Regions from separate parts of the Homo sapiens genome. Here region 1 is linked to region 2. A link is an interaction called in ENCODE POLR2A ChIA-PET data of the cell type or tissue named here. Cell type or tissue: OCI-LY7. All regions are shown on one strand. Links, peaks and the distances in the headings refer to the core of each region. The heading gives the core; the rest is flanking DNA.

The links. Peaks named below come from ENCODE experiments on the same cell type or tissue, not always from the same donor. Only the 100,000 strongest peaks of a DNase experiment are listed, where the experiment ranks them.
Region 1: POLR2A ChIA-PET joins it to region 2 with 6 read pairs; 2 of 35 experiments call an interaction of 5 or more read pairs at or near these places.

Annotation. Positions count from the first base shown.
Region 1 is chr3:172,219,397-172,227,599 of GRCh38, forward strand. FNDC3B (fibronectin type III domain containing 3B) reads left to right here. Exons shown (of 26, transcript NM_022763.4): 4 at 7,475-7,551. It also overlaps the pseudogene RPS27AP8. Among named protein-coding and RNA genes, the nearest start is that of FNDC3B, 180 kb to the left of the region's middle. RefSeq lists an enhancer at 3,377-3,880 and a silencer at 4,423-4,717. In OCI-LY7, for the core only: no CTCF peak of the experiment used is centred there; no DNase peak of the experiment used is centred there.
Region 2 is chr3:172,096,077-172,104,279 of GRCh38, forward strand. All of the region lies in intron 1 of FNDC3B (fibronectin type III domain containing 3B), which reads left to right. Among named protein-coding and RNA genes, the nearest start is that of FNDC3B, 61 kb to the left of the region's middle. RefSeq lists enhancers at 7,059-7,203, 7,769-7,968 and a cis regulatory region at 7,124-7,137. In OCI-LY7, for the core only: no CTCF peak of the experiment used is centred there; DNase peaks (open chromatin) are centred at 4,625, 5,175, 6,235, 6,675 and 1 weaker place; H3K4me3 peaks cover 3,667 bases; H3K27ac peaks cover 4,849 bases.

The sequences.
Region 1 (8,203 bases), core at 941-5,940, 120 kb after region 2:
CTTGTTAGTAACCCCAGTTTTACTACCTTATCTTTCTTTGGTTATTTGCATAATTTTTCAATTCTTTTTTTGTTAAGGTGAAATGCATAAAACATAAAATTAACTCATTAAGTAAATACACCTATTCACAATGTTATGCAACCACTACCTCTGTTTCCAAAACGTTTTTCATCACCCCAAAAAGCTGTACCCATTGAGCGGATGCTCCTCAGTCCTGCAAACCTTCCACCCACCCTCCTGCCTCAGCCTTTGGCAACCACCAATCTGAGTTCTGTTTCTGTAGATTTATTTATTCTGAATATTTCGTGTAAGTGGAATCACACAATATGGGTGATCTTTTGGGTCTGATCCTAATGCTTTCAAGCTTTATCAGCATTGTAGCTTGTATTAGTGCTTCATTCCTTTTTATGGTGGAGTAGTATTCTATGGTTTGTACACATTTTATCCATCCTTCTCCTGATGGACATTTCAGCTCTTTCTATCTTTTGAGTATTGTGAACATGAACACATGTACAGGCTGCTGTGAACATGCCTGTAGATGTGTTTGTTTATGTGTTTGCAATTCTCTTGGATATATTACTTTCAATGGCAAAAAACACAGTTACTTTTGCACCAACCTAATACAAGTAAAAGTGGAATTGGTGGGTCATAAGGTAATTTTACATTTAACTTTGAGGAAGTGGTACAGTTTTCCACAGTTTCTGTTTACTTCCTACCAGCAGTGTACAAGTTTCCAATTTCTCCACAACTTTGTCAACACTTGTTATTTTCTGTGTGTGTGTGTGTGTGTCTTTTAATAGCCATCCTAGTGTGTGTGAAGTGGTATCTCATCATGGTTTTGATTTGTATTTTCCTCATGACTGATGATGTTGAGCATCTTCTTATGTGTGTGCATGTGTTTGTGTGTTGGCTATTTACATATTATCTTTGGAGAAATGTCTATTCAATTCCTTTAGCCATTTTTAAGTAGGGTTGTTTGTCTTTTTGTTGAGTTGTGAGAGTTCTTCATATATTCTGGATACAAGTCCCTTATCAAATATGATTTGTAAATATTTTTCCCATTCTATAGGATGTGTTTTCATTTTCCTAGTTATGTCTTTTGATGCACAAAAGTTTCTAATTTTGATGAAGTTCATTTTATCTGTCTTTTGTTGCTTGTACTTTTGGTGTCTATAGATCTGTTGCCAAATGCAGTGTCATGAAGATTTACTTCTGTTTTCTTCTAAGAGTTTTATTTTTTTTAAGCTTCTATAAGTAGGTCTATGATCCATTTTGAGTTGATTTTTGTATATGATATGAGATAGGGGTCCAAGTTCATTCTTTTTGTCTATTTGGAGTCCCTGGAATTTTGATAGGATTACATTGACTCTAGATCACTTTGAGTATTATTGCTAGCTTAATAATAAATCTTCCATGGCTGGGTGTGGTGGCTCATGCCTGTAATCCCAGTACTTTGGAGGCCGAGGAATATCACTTGAGCCCCAGGAGTTTGAGATCAGCCTGGGCAATATAGTGAGACTCTGGCTCTATTAAAAAAAAATAAATAAATCTTCTTTTTCATGCTACTATTTAGCAGTGTTTTGTAGTTTCAGTATATAGACCATTCACTCCATTGATTAAATTTATCACCAGGTATTTTATTCTTTTGGATGCTGTTATGATTGGAATTGTTTTCTTAATTTTCTGATTGTTCATTCCTGGTGTGTAGAAACACAATTGGCTTTTTTTGTGCAGATATTATACCTTGCAGGTTTACTGAATTAGTGTGCTAGCTCTAGTAATTTTTTTTGTGGGATCTTTGAGATTTTCTATACGTTGGGATATGTCATATGTGAGTAGATAAGTTTTACTTCTTCCAATTTGGATGCCTTTCTTTTTCTTGCCTAATTGTTCTGGCTAGAACTTCCAGTACAATGTTGAATCTCAGTGATGAAAGTGGACATCCTTGTCTAGTTCCTGATGTTGGTGGAAAGTCTGGTTCTTATAGTCTTCTGTCTCATGAAGTCAGAGCTTATCAAAGCATGGTCCCTAGACAGCAGCATCCATACCACCTGGGACCTTGTTAGAAATACTCATTCTTGGAGGTTCCCTCTGAACTTTCTGATTCTGACACTGTGCGAAGTGGGGCCTAGCAATTTGTATTTTAAGAAACGCTCTAGATGATGTGGATGCACACTGAAGTTGAAGAACCACTGCAGCAGAGTTCGAATTTCTTTAAAGTTAGCATCTGTGCTTTATTTTCTTTGTCTTCCTTTTAGTTCCCTTGTGGGATTAATCAGTGTTGAATAATTTAAAAAAAAAAAAGAATGTCAAGGCTAACCAAAGTGCCTACATTATCTCTTAGCTTGTGTAAGAGTCTTGAGTCACCATGAATGATTGCAGATTCATCATTAGACATTTATGAGATTCATCAGAAGACCTCACATTTTGTATGCAGTCTTAGACCCATTGCAAACAGCTTAAATGTACTTGTATTTAGACCATTTGTTCTGATAATTACTTTCACCATTATTATCTGTTTACCTACTAGCTGTGGCCTTATGGCTACTTCTGCCAGCAAGAATTTCTGTTCCTCAGCTATTTAAAAAGACTGAAGGGTCACTTTTATAGGATAAATTAGATTTTATCACATCATTATTTCATCTTTGCCTTATTTTCATCTTGCTATGTTGTGATGTCAACTCCTTTACATCCTTTTTGAGCAAGATGATATTTAAATCAATTAGGAAAAAATGTGATCTATTGCAGCTAATGGCTATTGTTGAAAAATAGCCGTTTAGACACACAAGTACCAGTTTATAGACAAGCACAATAATTCTATGAATTCATTATCAGATTATAGACAAGCACATGAATACTCAGATGATAAAAATACCATTTAAAAGTGCCTGAAATTATAGTATAATTGATTAGTTTATAGCTGATCTTTTTCTAAGACTTGTTTAAATGATGATTTGTACCCTGGATTCCCAGTTTCCACCATTTCAGACTTCCAAACTTTATTTGTAATTCACCTAATCAGTCTGGTTCTGTCTGCTCCCAGAATGGGTGAATGTTGTGAAGATAGCATCTGAGATGTGTGAGCTCTAGGTCAGCAGTTCCCAACCTTTTTGGCACCAGGGACCGTTTTTGTGGAAGACAATTTTTCCACGGATTGGGGGTGAGGGGGGCTGTTTCAGAATGAAACTGTTCCACCTCAGATCATCAGGCATTAGTTAGATTCTCATAAGGAGCACACAGCCTAGATCCCTCTTCACGATAGGGTTCGCTGCTGATTAGGAATCTAATGCCGCTGCCGATCTGACAGGAGGCAGAGCTCAGGCAGTAATGCTCGCTTGCCCACTGTTCATCTCCTGCTGTGCAGCCCATTTCCTAACTGGCCACAAACCAATAGTGGTCCGTGGCCTGGGGATTGGGCGCCCCTGCTCTTGGGGATCCCTGGTAGCAGGGAAGAAACAGAGGATGAGGCAGAATGATCTTGCAGCCTTGGTGGAGGCTCAGGAGCTCTCCAAGAGCTTGTGTGGTCCTAAGAATACAATGTTGCTGGTCTTTCCTTTTGTCTCTTTGATGTGTGAATACTGTCATACAATCATTGCATTAATTACCATTGATTGAATAATAAAGCGGCTCTCCAACCTTTCTGGTTCAAGGTTTAAGTAAATGAAAATTCAATTCATTAACAATTGCTAGCAGACTTTTAGGAACTTTACGAAGAGAAATTAGTGTTTTAATTAGGGAAAGATTACAATAATATTGGGCATTCTCAAACACAGTTCAGCAGAGATAGTAAACTCACAGATTGGGAAATAAATGTTTAGGAAGACAATAACTTCTTTTCGTACCACTATGGTGAATGAGATTTTATTTTGCTAGCTTTTAAACTCCAAATTGCCTATAGATGCAATGGTTTATTTCAGAAAGGAGAGGAACTTGGGGTTCTAAGGCAAGGTGGAGTTTTGGAAACTATTAGTGCATATTTTTAAATGTCCTTTGAAATAGTTTTGATGACAGTGACAAAAGGGGGAACAAGCATGTTAAAGTCATTTGGCTACTCTTGAAATCAAGACTGTGAAGAAAACCTTTTCTAGCTGTAAATCACATGCTTGTCCTACATTCTTTAAAGCATTTTACACAAATGACTTTAACAGTTTTAGGGGTCATGCCTGGGGTTAAGAGACTATTTGCATGGTATACGTTTTGGTGATTAAAAAGCAATACTTTATTGAGATGGTAGCACCTCTGTTCACACTCTGTACTGTGAAACATTTTATTTTTACCTAATGAGGAAGGATTGTTCCCTAAGTCAATGTTGTACCAAGTGTATACTTGTTGATTTTATGTTGCATGGGTGTGGAATATTAAAAAGCTTTACTACTTGTAATAGTAACAAAAAAAAATTTAAAAAGCAACCAAAACTATCTATAAAATTATAAAAAGCATTGTAAAGAATAATGATAACTAGTAACATTTTGATGAGTGATTATTGTGCCATGCACTGCTCTAAGCGCTTTTGCGTGTAATGAATTTCATCTTTAAACCTGACCATATGAAGTAAGAATTGTTATTCTCACTTATGACTATTAGGAAGTAAGGTTCAGAAAGGCTAAGTGAATTGTTCAAGGTCACGCAACCAGTGTGAATAGTGAGCTGGGGAATAAAACCAGGCAGATCACACTCTTAACATCTGCTCCATTGAGCTGTGTACATCAGCCCTTGAATTTCACAGATACTGCTCAGGATGGGGCAGACATCATTGTTTATGATTTATTTTTAATGAGTCAATTCAAATACAAATATTAAGTAAATACACAACTCTCTCGTTGGCTGTGTCAAAAATGCTGAGGCTGACAAGAAAAATGGATTTGGAAACCAAAGCCTTCAGCGATTGGTGGATGTATTCGTTTAAATTATACTTAAGAATTAAATGGGGTCATGCAATGATCGATTTTTATGCCATTCTCTTCTTTTGCTTTAAATTATTGCCAATGTGTTAGCATGTGAGAGACTGCTGTGTTTACTTTTTACAGTTACAGAGATGACCAGATAGTTGAGTGATTTGGTATATTATCCATGAATTTGGATTGAACGGTTGGCATTTGGAATGTTAGATAAATAGTATACAAATTTTCTTCCCTGCTCCTGTTTTTTTTCCTATTTCACAGACTTGTTCATATGCTCACCAGTGTCCCTGTCCCTTTCCCCCTGCTGAGTCCTCTCCTGTGAAGTGGTCATAACGCTGGTTGTACTGTGAAGTGAAGGATGCATTGTGTGCACGTTTAAATGCAGCACTGGATGGCAGGATCTGCCTTTTACCAAATAAAGTGTTGTATTTCTCTTGGTTTTTGTTCCAGCTGAGCAATTTTCATTGCCGACAGCACAACATACATTAGGATAAAGCAAATAAACAATGCAAGGCACTTGGAGCCAGGAAGTCGCATCTCAGACTAGAAACACATAGTTTTCTATTGACATTTGGGAGGTGGGCTGCTAAATAGGCGAGCCAGCCACCAAATAGAAAACCAGTGGCCATGAGGTTCTTGCACTTCTAGGGAAGCCATTTATTTAATCGTTAGATCTTTGAAAGGTGTCTGAAGTTGATTTTGATGTAACAACAGCCAGTTTCTTTGTAATTAAATATTAACTCAAAACTATGTCTTGGGTAACTGTTAACCTTTGCCATTTGTTGTTTGCCTTAGACATGTAATTAACATTCATTGAATTTAATTTGTTGTTGTTCACGTCTTTTATTAACTCATACACAATTACTTGTCTTCTGTTTTTAAAAACTTTTTTGGGAAGACAGGGTCTTGCTCTGTGCGCAGGCTGGAGTATGGTGGCTTGATCTTGACTCACTGCAGCCTCGACCTCCTGGGCTCAAGCCATCCTCCCACCTGAGCCTTCCAAGTAGCTAGGACCACAGGCGCGCACCACCATGCCTAGCTAATTTTTTATTTTTTGTAGAGATGGGATCTCGCTATGTTGCCCAGGCTGGTCTCAAACTCCTGGGCTCAAGTGAGCCACAGTGCTGAGCCTTGTCTTCTGGTTTGTTGAAGCAGTAAGTCAGACAATATTTGCCACAATAATGTCTGTCAATTGTTTGTGGCTGGCCATAAAAACTCCAGCATCACATTCATCTGAAGGACACTGCTAATGAAGGCCACTCATTTTGCTGTTGTCATCCACCTTATTGTATCTCAGGACATCCAGCTTAATCTTTTTCTATTATGTTTATTCTTCTTGGGAGTGGTATGACTACTTCTATGAAGTCCCAACACAAGATGAAGAGCGGACTCCTTTTGAATGTGTAGTTAGAGTATGTTCATCCTTCAGTTGCTTGCCAGCAAAGATCAGTCTCTGTTGATCAGGAGAAATTCCTTCTTTATTCTGGATCTTGGCCTTTGGATTTTCTGTTGTGTCCAAGGGTTCAACCTTGAGAGTGGTGCTCTTCCTGTAAGGACTTTTATGAAAATCTGCCTGTTGCTTGTGGTTCCATCCCAGATGGTGGATCAGAAAACTGAATTTCCTATTTTGAAACAAATTTCTTGTTAATTTAATACTTTACTTTGAAATAATCCATGTAAATTTGGCATACATATTTTTAATAGTTCCTTATTTTAAAATATGATCTAGACCTGGCACGGTGGCTCACAGCTGTAATCCCAGCACTTTGGGAGGCCAAGGCAGGCGGGTCTTGAGGTCAGGAGTTCAAGACCAGCCTGGCCAACACAGTGAAACCCGTCTCTACTAAAAATACAAAAATTAGCTGGGCGTGGTGGCGGGCACCTGTAATTCCAGCTACTCGGGGGGCTGAGGCAGGATAATCGCTTGAACCTGGGAGGCAGAGGTTGCAGTGAGCCGAGATCGCGCCATTATACTCCAGCCTTGGTGACAAGTGCGAAACTCTGTCTCAAAAAAAAAAAAAAAAAATGTATTCTTTCCCCCTGCCTTATTCAGTTGGTTTGGAATAATTTAAGGATTTCTTCTATTTCAAATTATGGCATATTACAGTAATTTATTAAAAATAATCTAACTGAAAATCATAAATGCAAAGTCTATAGGAGCTTTCTAAACCAGAATAAAAAATAATTTTATAATTGATTTGTTTAAATATTGATTAATTATGCATTCTTTTAAAGGCCAAATAAAAAGAAAGAAACTTTTTGCCCCACTCTGTTACACTACTACTAACTGAGCAATCTTGGTTTATGGAACTTGAGGTTTTGGGAATCATTAAATATTTATAAAGATACTTATAGTTTTGGGTTTTTTGTTTGTTTTCTTTGAGTTGTATAGCTGGAGAATTCCTTTTCATTCATGGTTTCAGGTTTAGCTTTAAGGCAATATATACCAACTTTTGAAGAGCAAATTGTCAAAGTCATTAATTATCTTCAGTTTGGATAGTACATTGAAAACATTAATTATTTTGAATAATGTATGTTTCTTCAGCTATTAACATCTGACTCGTCTGTTTTAGGACCTGCTGAAGTTCCCATGATGTCACCCAATGGATCCATTCCTCCCATTCATGTGCCTCCAGGTTATATCTCACAGGTAATCCATTTGATGGACTTCTCTACTCACTATGGACACTGTCGTTGCTCCAACAGAATATATGTTGAGGCTTCAAAGCCATATTCCAGGAGTTAATTTGGGTACCGTAGTGCTAGGTTTGCCATCATTTTGTGGCACCACATGGCGTTTCTTGTGTCTTGCCACTTGACGTACCAGAGAACCAGAGAAAAGGAGACACAGAAGGCCTACTAGACTGTCCTCTGCCAAGTGGGGTTTTTATATTTGATTGTTTGGTTGTGATTTCTTTATGGAGTCTCCTGCTTCAGACATTTCCTTCCACCTGTAATACAACTTTCTGGAAGAAAATTCATAGATGTAGTTAGTTAACATATTAAAGGAGACATAGCTCACATAAACAGGGCCTACCTTCTGTTACAGAAGGAAAAAAATGGAGTTCAATTGCTCCACAATGTGGCAAAAGCTAGGCTTGGTGAGTTATTGAGTATGATGTGAGAACTTGGCTGTTTGCACTTAAATTTCTCTGAGCTTTGGTTTTCTAAGTAAAATGATGGTAATAGCAATCTCAGAGATCTGTGGGAAGGGTAGAAAAGCTTTAAAGGATGAAGTTATGTTCCTGTACGTGAATAAAGCATAAAATGTTCTGCATGGCTGGAACATTGTGGACATCTGT
Region 2 (8,203 bases), core at 2,250-7,249:
GTGAATTTTACTGGTAACAATACAACCTAGATGCTCAGGGTTAATTAAGTATTCTGGGGCAAAGTGCCATTGAACCTGGTTCCTGGTACATACATTCATTCTGATTATTGGTTGGGATAGGTTTATAGTTGTGAAATAGGTGCTACAGACAGTTAACATAAAACATCCTGTAGCTCTCAGAAGATAGAAAATGCACCCTTTAACTTTCAGAAACTTGCATACCTATAAACGTAGAAACAAGGAATTGCATTTTTATTAATTCATGGAATCCAGTCTTCATAATGGATTTAAATAATTCTATTTAAAATATGTGCACACAATCTAAAAGCATTTTGTCATTGTAGCCTAATATCATATAAAAAGAAATTGTGCCTCTGAGTGCACAGTGGACATACCTGTTGTATCATCTGTTTTTCTGGTTTATTGCCATCTTTCTGCCAGAGTCCAGGACCCTAGAGGAGAATTTCACCATCTTCTCTGAAGTAAAATGTGATTTAGGAACCAGCTTGCTTATTTTTTAAAGTAATGAGTATCACTGTTATGTATCAAAAATAAAAAAATAGGCAGATTGATTATAATCTGTAGCCCCTTACTGTAAATTTCAAATAGAAAAGCAAGATTGAGAGGAAATACATCATCATTTTAACAGTGGCTATTTTTGAGTGGTGAGATTATGAACAATTAAACTTTCTTCTTGCTTTTCTGTATTTTCAGATTTCTAGAGTGAACATGTATTATACGCTATAACGCATAGGAATGTGGGAATAAAAATACGGGCCAAATATTTTTAAAAGGTATGGGATGAGGGCGGGTGGGCTGGAAAGAACCCATAAAGATAAGAGTGGGTAGTTACTTTTCCACTGTTAAAGAATGAGGCTTGCCAGCTCCTAAGGAAATCTCTGACCCCACCCTGTACTTTTCAAGCAAGAGCTTTTGAAGTCTTTTGTGCTAGTTAGAGACTAGCATAGTTAGTACAGCTAAGTAAGTATGTAACAGATTCTATTATTAGGTTTATCTTTGCTGATTCCCATTTGATTGACAGCGAGTTCTCCACCCAGAAAGTTTGATTTATTTTGGCAGTTGGAAGAGGATTTTATGGAGCACTTGTTATCTAAAAAAAGTAAGGCTGTGGAACCTGCTTCCCCCACCCCTCTTTTTTAGCTGTTTGGGTTGGTCCTAGTGAGCATGCCTAATCTAAGGATTACTCAGCAAACATGACCTTAGGGCTGGTTTTGTAAATGTTACCAAATCTATTACTTAACCACAGATGTTCTTCCATTGTTGTGTCCCACAGCCAGAGTAGAATGGTGACGATTAGTTCTGTGAGACTTGGATAAAACCTGTATTCTTTAGGTCTCTTTGTATGTGGTGGTTTGAAAGTATTTCCTCACAAAAATTTAAACAATCACATGGTGCAAAGTAAATTGAATTATGTTTTCTTAAAAAAGTTAACTTATATCATTATACAAATTATAGATGCTCATTGTAGAATATTTTAAAAAATATAGCAAGTTCAAAAGAAAAATACAACTTATTCGTTATTCTATTATCCATAAGTTAAGCATTAACATTTTGGTTCTATTTCATTTCAGTCTTTTAAAAAATTGTGTATACATATATAATCTGACTGTGTAAATTGCACTAAGCATTCTATTGTGAACACTTCCTCATAGTCTGGTTTACTTTTTCTATGTTGTAAAAGCAACTTCCTGACACTAGTAAATGGTATTATTTATGATGGGCATGGATACACATATCTTTTATTTTACAGCAGCTGCCTTAAGTAGACTTCCAGTAAATCCTTGAGATGTATGTATTACTTGTGATATTCTTTATTATTATACCCAAATTGATAGATTAGTAGAACTGGCAGGGGCATTGGTCATGGAATTCAGTCCTTTAATTTGAGAAATAATCCTTTGAGCTGGAGCTGCAAGAAATTTTTTTTTTTTTTTAAGAAATGAGAAAAATAAGCCAGAAGAGTTGCCCTTTGCCCAATATTATTAACTTATTTAATGGCCGTAAGATAACACTGTTGGAAGCAGCTGCCTCTTTTCTTGTACAGGTTGGGAAGTTGGGGTATTGAGAATTTAATCAACACATTTTTTTAAAGAACCAGGTTGTACTTCCTTACATGCTCAAGTATGGAGGAAAAAGCCAAACCCTGAGGCTAGTAGTTTAGTATTGAATTGCCAAAATCTATTTATTAATTTCATTTTTCATTCACCAGTTGATTTGATGGCATGTGTAAGCAGTCACCATTGTCTTGATTTCCTGCATGTACCTGTACAGAAGTCATTGTTAACATGATACTACTGACAGTACATGCTTTTCTAGTTGAGGAGTTAAAATAATTTTTTGGCTTTGCAGTTAAACACAGTGGTCGGTATTTAAGGTATTTAAGGAATCGGTATTTAAGGAATCAGTGGAGTTATGAAGTAATATTTGAAGTTTTGATTTTTTAAAAATTGCACATTCAATGTTAACACCTTTCAGTTGGCTTTGAAAAAGCAGTAGATTCTTGGGAGTACTTTCCAGAATATTTGAGAAAAACAATTATGGCTTAGTATTTTTTTTTTAAAGAAAAACAAAGCAATACCCTGAGAGATTATCTAGAAAAATGAAATGGAATTGTTGAGTTTCCCCTTCACCTTGGGAAGAACTCGGGGGAATGGTTGTGAACAACACTGGCTTTGTTGACCCTGAAGTGTAGGCAGTTAGGGCCTGTGAACATGGCATTTATAGTGGTCCACCATCCTTGCTGCCTTGGAAAATTCTTTCTGGAATGGCAGAGGTGCTCTTTGCAAGGCGTGCTTCCTGTGTGAGTACCTATTGTGGAGTCCTCGGTTGAATGGGAGGTTTGTGAGAAGTGGTTTCCCACCAGCACACAATGCTGCCTCTCGGCAATGTAAATACACATTCCACTCAGGGTCAGGCTAACAGTGACTGGCTAGAGCAAACGCCTTCGCAAAGAAAGATATTTTGGAGTTCCATTTATTTATAGCGGCCAGTGGAAAATTAATATGCTTGTTAAATCTATTTTTAAAAATGAAAGGGAAGTCTCTCATCTGTTTGTTGAATGCAAATCAATTAGCTGTGGCATATTTTGATTTTGCTAATTTGTTGCTCTAGGAACTGAATTTCAATGTCCTACTAATTCCTTTGTCTATATTTGAAACTTGAGGTTCTCATTTTAAAAGTTCTCTTTATGCTTTGGAAGACTTCTTTTGGGTTCTTTGATGAAAGACATAAATAAATGAATGACCCTAGAAAATACTAGATCAAATCATGGCGGGACTTAAAATGGGCTCATTGAGCAGTAAATGAAGGTCTAGAGATCAGAGCAGATATGATTCTTCCTTAAGAATGGCAACACAATATTATTTGTCGTTACTTCCTTAGTGTTTGATCATTTGCTTTGAATCTGGGGCATGAGTCTGATTACAGGAGAGATTGCACGGGGATCCCCATCTAACAGGCCTGGATTTATGGGTGTCAAGTCTCCACCTCTCCTGTACTCTGCTGACAGCCCCAGCAGGAAGTACCTGGCCCCCAACATCAGTTTTCTTAGCCCTCCAGCCTGCTTTTCTGCTCTCATGATTTACCAAATGAATTTGCCTCACAAATGTTCTCTAATGAGTGTGGCATAAAGTCCTGGAGAGAGACATCTGTGGTAGAATTAGAATACCTCTTAATTTGGATTAATTTGTTCTTCCTTTAGACCCTGTCAGGTGAACTCTAGTTGTATAATAGAAAGTATAAAGGAGGGACAGCAATCTGTTTTTTTTATGTTTTTACGTATAACTTGCTTGTGTGGAGCAACAACTCTCAAAGTGTCGTCTGGGAGACCCTTGGGTACTCCTAAGACCCTCTTGGGGGTTCATGACATCAAAACCATTAATAATCCTAAAATGTTACTTGTGTTTTTCATTCTGCTTCTTTGAGTTTATTGGTGACATTAACTGAAAAATATTTTGTGTGTGTCTTTTGTGTTCATATAAGGAGAAGTACTAAAATTGAATTGGAGAACATGCCTTTTATACCAAAGCTGAAATTTAAAAAGATTTTTCTGGAAAAATTTTAAAACCCGTTAATGAATTCCTTAAATTTAGAATTTGTGTAACTTCAGCACAGAAGAGTGTCTTGCACAGAGGAGAAACTAAATAGGTATTTCTTAAATGAATGGATGTAGCTGCTTACTTTTTCTTAACAAATTGTATTAGTATAAATTAATGTCATTGTTCACAGGCAGTGTTTAGAATATAGGCAAGCACCATGCTTTCAAACACTGAAATTCACCTATTTGCGTATAAGCCATATATATACCAATTATCATTCTTATCTATTAAATAAAACAAATCTCCTTAATTCTCTGGTGTGCGACAGTTTTCTGTCGAGAGAAAATATTTTTCTAGAGAATTTTGCATTTTTATGTTTTCAAAATGTTTATCTGAATTAGTAATATGACTATATACATACTTTATATTAAAATTTTATCATAATGAGCTAATCTGAAATAGTAAATAGATATTCCCTTACACAGTATGTCTTTGCACCTGCTAATTTGTTTGTTTGTTAACTGTTGTCATTTCATGTGAAATTTCTGTTTCGGTCTCTTCTGAGCTCTAAGTAACACCTGGTATTTGCTTTATGTTCGGTCACATTAAGTGAAAAACAAAGCTGCTTATGAGAATGTCATTAAATGTAATATTTCTCAAGAAATAACTTGCCTTTAGTTAATAAAAAACAGTTCTAAACTGATTTTCAATGTATCAGACAGTGTTCTTACTGATTTCCATCCCCCCAACCATGCAGGAGTGAGAATCAGATAATTTTTTGAAAAAATATTTGAACCAATATCTACAATTGCTTATGTCAGAAATCTTTGAAATATATATTTAAGTATAAATAGGAGGAACTGTCAGTGATGTTTAATGGTACAGATTCTTTTCCTTATAATGAATGTTTCATAACATCGGTTCAGTTAAACAAAACTGAGTGTGTAAAATAAACATGATTGAATTCTATACGAGCTGATTAAACAAAAAATTTTAGTATCCTCCTGGCTGATCAGAAATGAAGGTTAAGGCATGGGGTATGTTTTGAAGACAAATTCACCTTCTGTAACACCTGTCAGATTTCAAAGTCTAGAAAAGAGGCCACAGCTGGGAAACCAAATTTAGACATTGGGGCTTATCTCAGATGAAAGGTTTCGTAGAGCATGGAGGTCTGTTGACTTTGTGTGGTATTTCGTCAGAAGTGTCCAATGCAGATTCGTTTTTAGTTAACTGAGTATAACATTTCATTGTAATGCTATTTAACCTTATGCCTTTATTTCTAGAACCCTAGAATTCTAGCACAGTGCCACCACAAAGTGGGTACACAGTAAATATCTGGTTAACACAATGGTTGATTACCTTTTTTCAAGTTCTTTTGTTTGATGTTATTTTATAAGGTACCTTTCAGCTAGGTCCTTCTTTTGGAATATTGTTATTATTAAAGGGAGAAGCCTTCAACCTGCTTTATACTTATTTTACAGTAGTTACTTAAAATTAATAGAATCTTGAAACCCTTTGTACCAAAGATATTACTCTAGCAGTCTCTTCATCAATAACTTGCTGCCCTTTGGAAATAATTTTGCTTTTGTGTTTAATCATGGCACATTTCATTAAAATCACCATGGAAGACATAACTTTAGCAATTTATAATTTGGTTTCTGCTAGTTTTTTCCCCCCTCTAATTTTAAACCATCTAGGCTAAATGGTAGTATAATGGATTTGCTTCATCTTCCTTAAGCTACTTTAAAATGTGCTCTAAAAATTATTAAGTCTGCATTTTGGTAAGGAAGCACCAAAAACTCAATTGTAGCCTTTGTGGAGGGGAACCAAGCACTCCTTAGGAGGGAGATGTACTCTCATGGGTTGTCTTTGAAAGTTACCTTTTGATACCTTTTCTGTTTTGTACCATGTGCTTGTTTTATCTAGTCTTTAAAACTCACTAACCTATATATAAATTTTAGCCAGCTCTTCTACTTGGGTTTTGTTGTCAGATTCTTAGATGTTACAATTAGCTCGCTAAGAGCATGGACTTTTCATTATCACTTTCTGAGTCTCTTTGGGAAAATTATTTCTTTAGCCTTAGTTACTATATTTGTAAATGGACAATACCAGCTACTTCATAGGATGTTTTGATGCTAGGTAAGAATTAGTGTGCAGGTGCCCCAAACAGTGCCTTTGCCCCAGCAGGCTGAAATAGCAGCTTCAAAGCTCTTCCTCCACATCTTTCCAGAAAGCAATCAGTTGTTTGGTGCTTGCAACACATTTTTTTTTTCTTCTATTCAAGGGTGTTATGCATGTCTCTTAGGTGCCCAAATTGATGCACAAATGTGAATTTGATTCGTAATAGATCTCTACAAATAGAACAATAAAATACATTTTGGATCTTATTAAAGGGCTATCTGGAAGTCATGTACTTAAGCAGCCATATCATTCATATTATACATAAAGAAACTAAGACACAGAGAGCTTACATAGGAAAACCTTGAACCACAGTCCTGAAAAGCAGTGGGACCTGTCAAAGTGCTGTGGGGTGCCAGGCAGGTGTAGTGCCCAAGGTCTGGGCAAGGGCTGGGTAAAGCGTGAGCTTCTGGCGCTGGGGAGGAGGAGCATGTGTTCTGACTTCCTGTCTCTTTCCACCTCCCCGTGCAGATTAGAATTAGACTTCCTCAAGGGGCTTTAGAAGTGATGTTTTTCACTATCTGACTACAGTTCTGTAGACTTTTCTCTCACTGTCTTACAGAAACACATAACATTTCAAATTTCACTGAAAATCTATATTTTCAGTTATTCCCATGTTTGGATGCTGTGACCAGGTTAGCTTGGGTATGTGTGAGAATAAGGGCTCATAGCTTTGGCATGTTTCCTTGTAGATACTTGACTGTCATCCTTGGGATGTCAGGGTGTGAGATGTATTGTGATATGAGTGTACCTGGAATCTAAGTGTTCTAATAAAAATGGTTAATTACGTCTGCAAGCTTATGTAAATACCACTTAAAAACAACGAACAAAGCAAACGAACCTTTGGTTGGTAAACTTTTTTTGTAGATAAGCCCCCTTTCCCTTTTAGTTAATATTTGCAAAACTGAGCTGGTATTATGTGAGGATGTGGATCTGAGGTCAAGAGATTGTGTATATATAGTGATGTAATTTTTTTCCATTTAGTTTTTATGTTTCTGTAAAATTTGGGGTATGTCGGGCTGCTATGGAAGCAACCTCTTTATATTAATAGGGGTTTACGGAAGCAGCCTCAAATTACATGTAATTTTTACTCATAATCCTTATATATATGGATTTTTCTCCCCGAGAAAATAGTGCTTTCCTGTACATTAGATTTGAGTTCAGACATGACTCTGCTTTGCCAAATTTAAAATTATGCCAAGCCAAAAATGTTTAAAAAGCATCTATGGATTCTTGAAGGCAGGGCCTATACAATAGGGACATCCATCCCCTTTTTGCACTTAAGGGCACAGTGGATGGTTCCTTTGGGCTTGTTGCTTGAACCTAGTATTTATTTTAATCTGAAGTGGTGGTGTTTTTAATCTAAAAAACTCAGTTTCACAGGATTTCTCTGTGGATTTAAATGCTCCCGACTAAATCTTTTATGCTTATAATTGGATGTAAAACGCAAGAACGTTTTTAAGGTTAAGAACTTTTTCAGACAACTGTGATTTTACTTCACTAATGAACACATATCAGACAAGAAGGCAAATTCCAGACTGTTTGTGCCTCAACCAAGCAGCTGGGCACATACCTCCAGGTACTGCTCATGTCTCAAGAGGTTTTTCTGCATGAACAATTATCACCACTCCTTCTTTCCTTCAAGTGGCAAGCCATGGCAAGAGTCTTTCTTGCACAGCTGTATAGAACTCAGCTGTAAAATTAGATTTTATTGGCATAAAAACACAGTGATTATCAGCACTGTGTGCTCAATACATTCTTTTCTCAACATTTTACTTAGATTCTTCCTTTTATGCAGAAGGCTCAAGCTGTACTTAAATGAAGGAAACAGGTTTTTAGAAGTTTTTTTATGTGTCTTTTTTTAAGCTTTAGTTTAATCAATATTAGGTATGCAGGGTAAGCAATTGGTATTGAAGGGAGGAAACATACTCCCTTAAGATCAGAAAGGAACCTTAAGGGCTAATCTA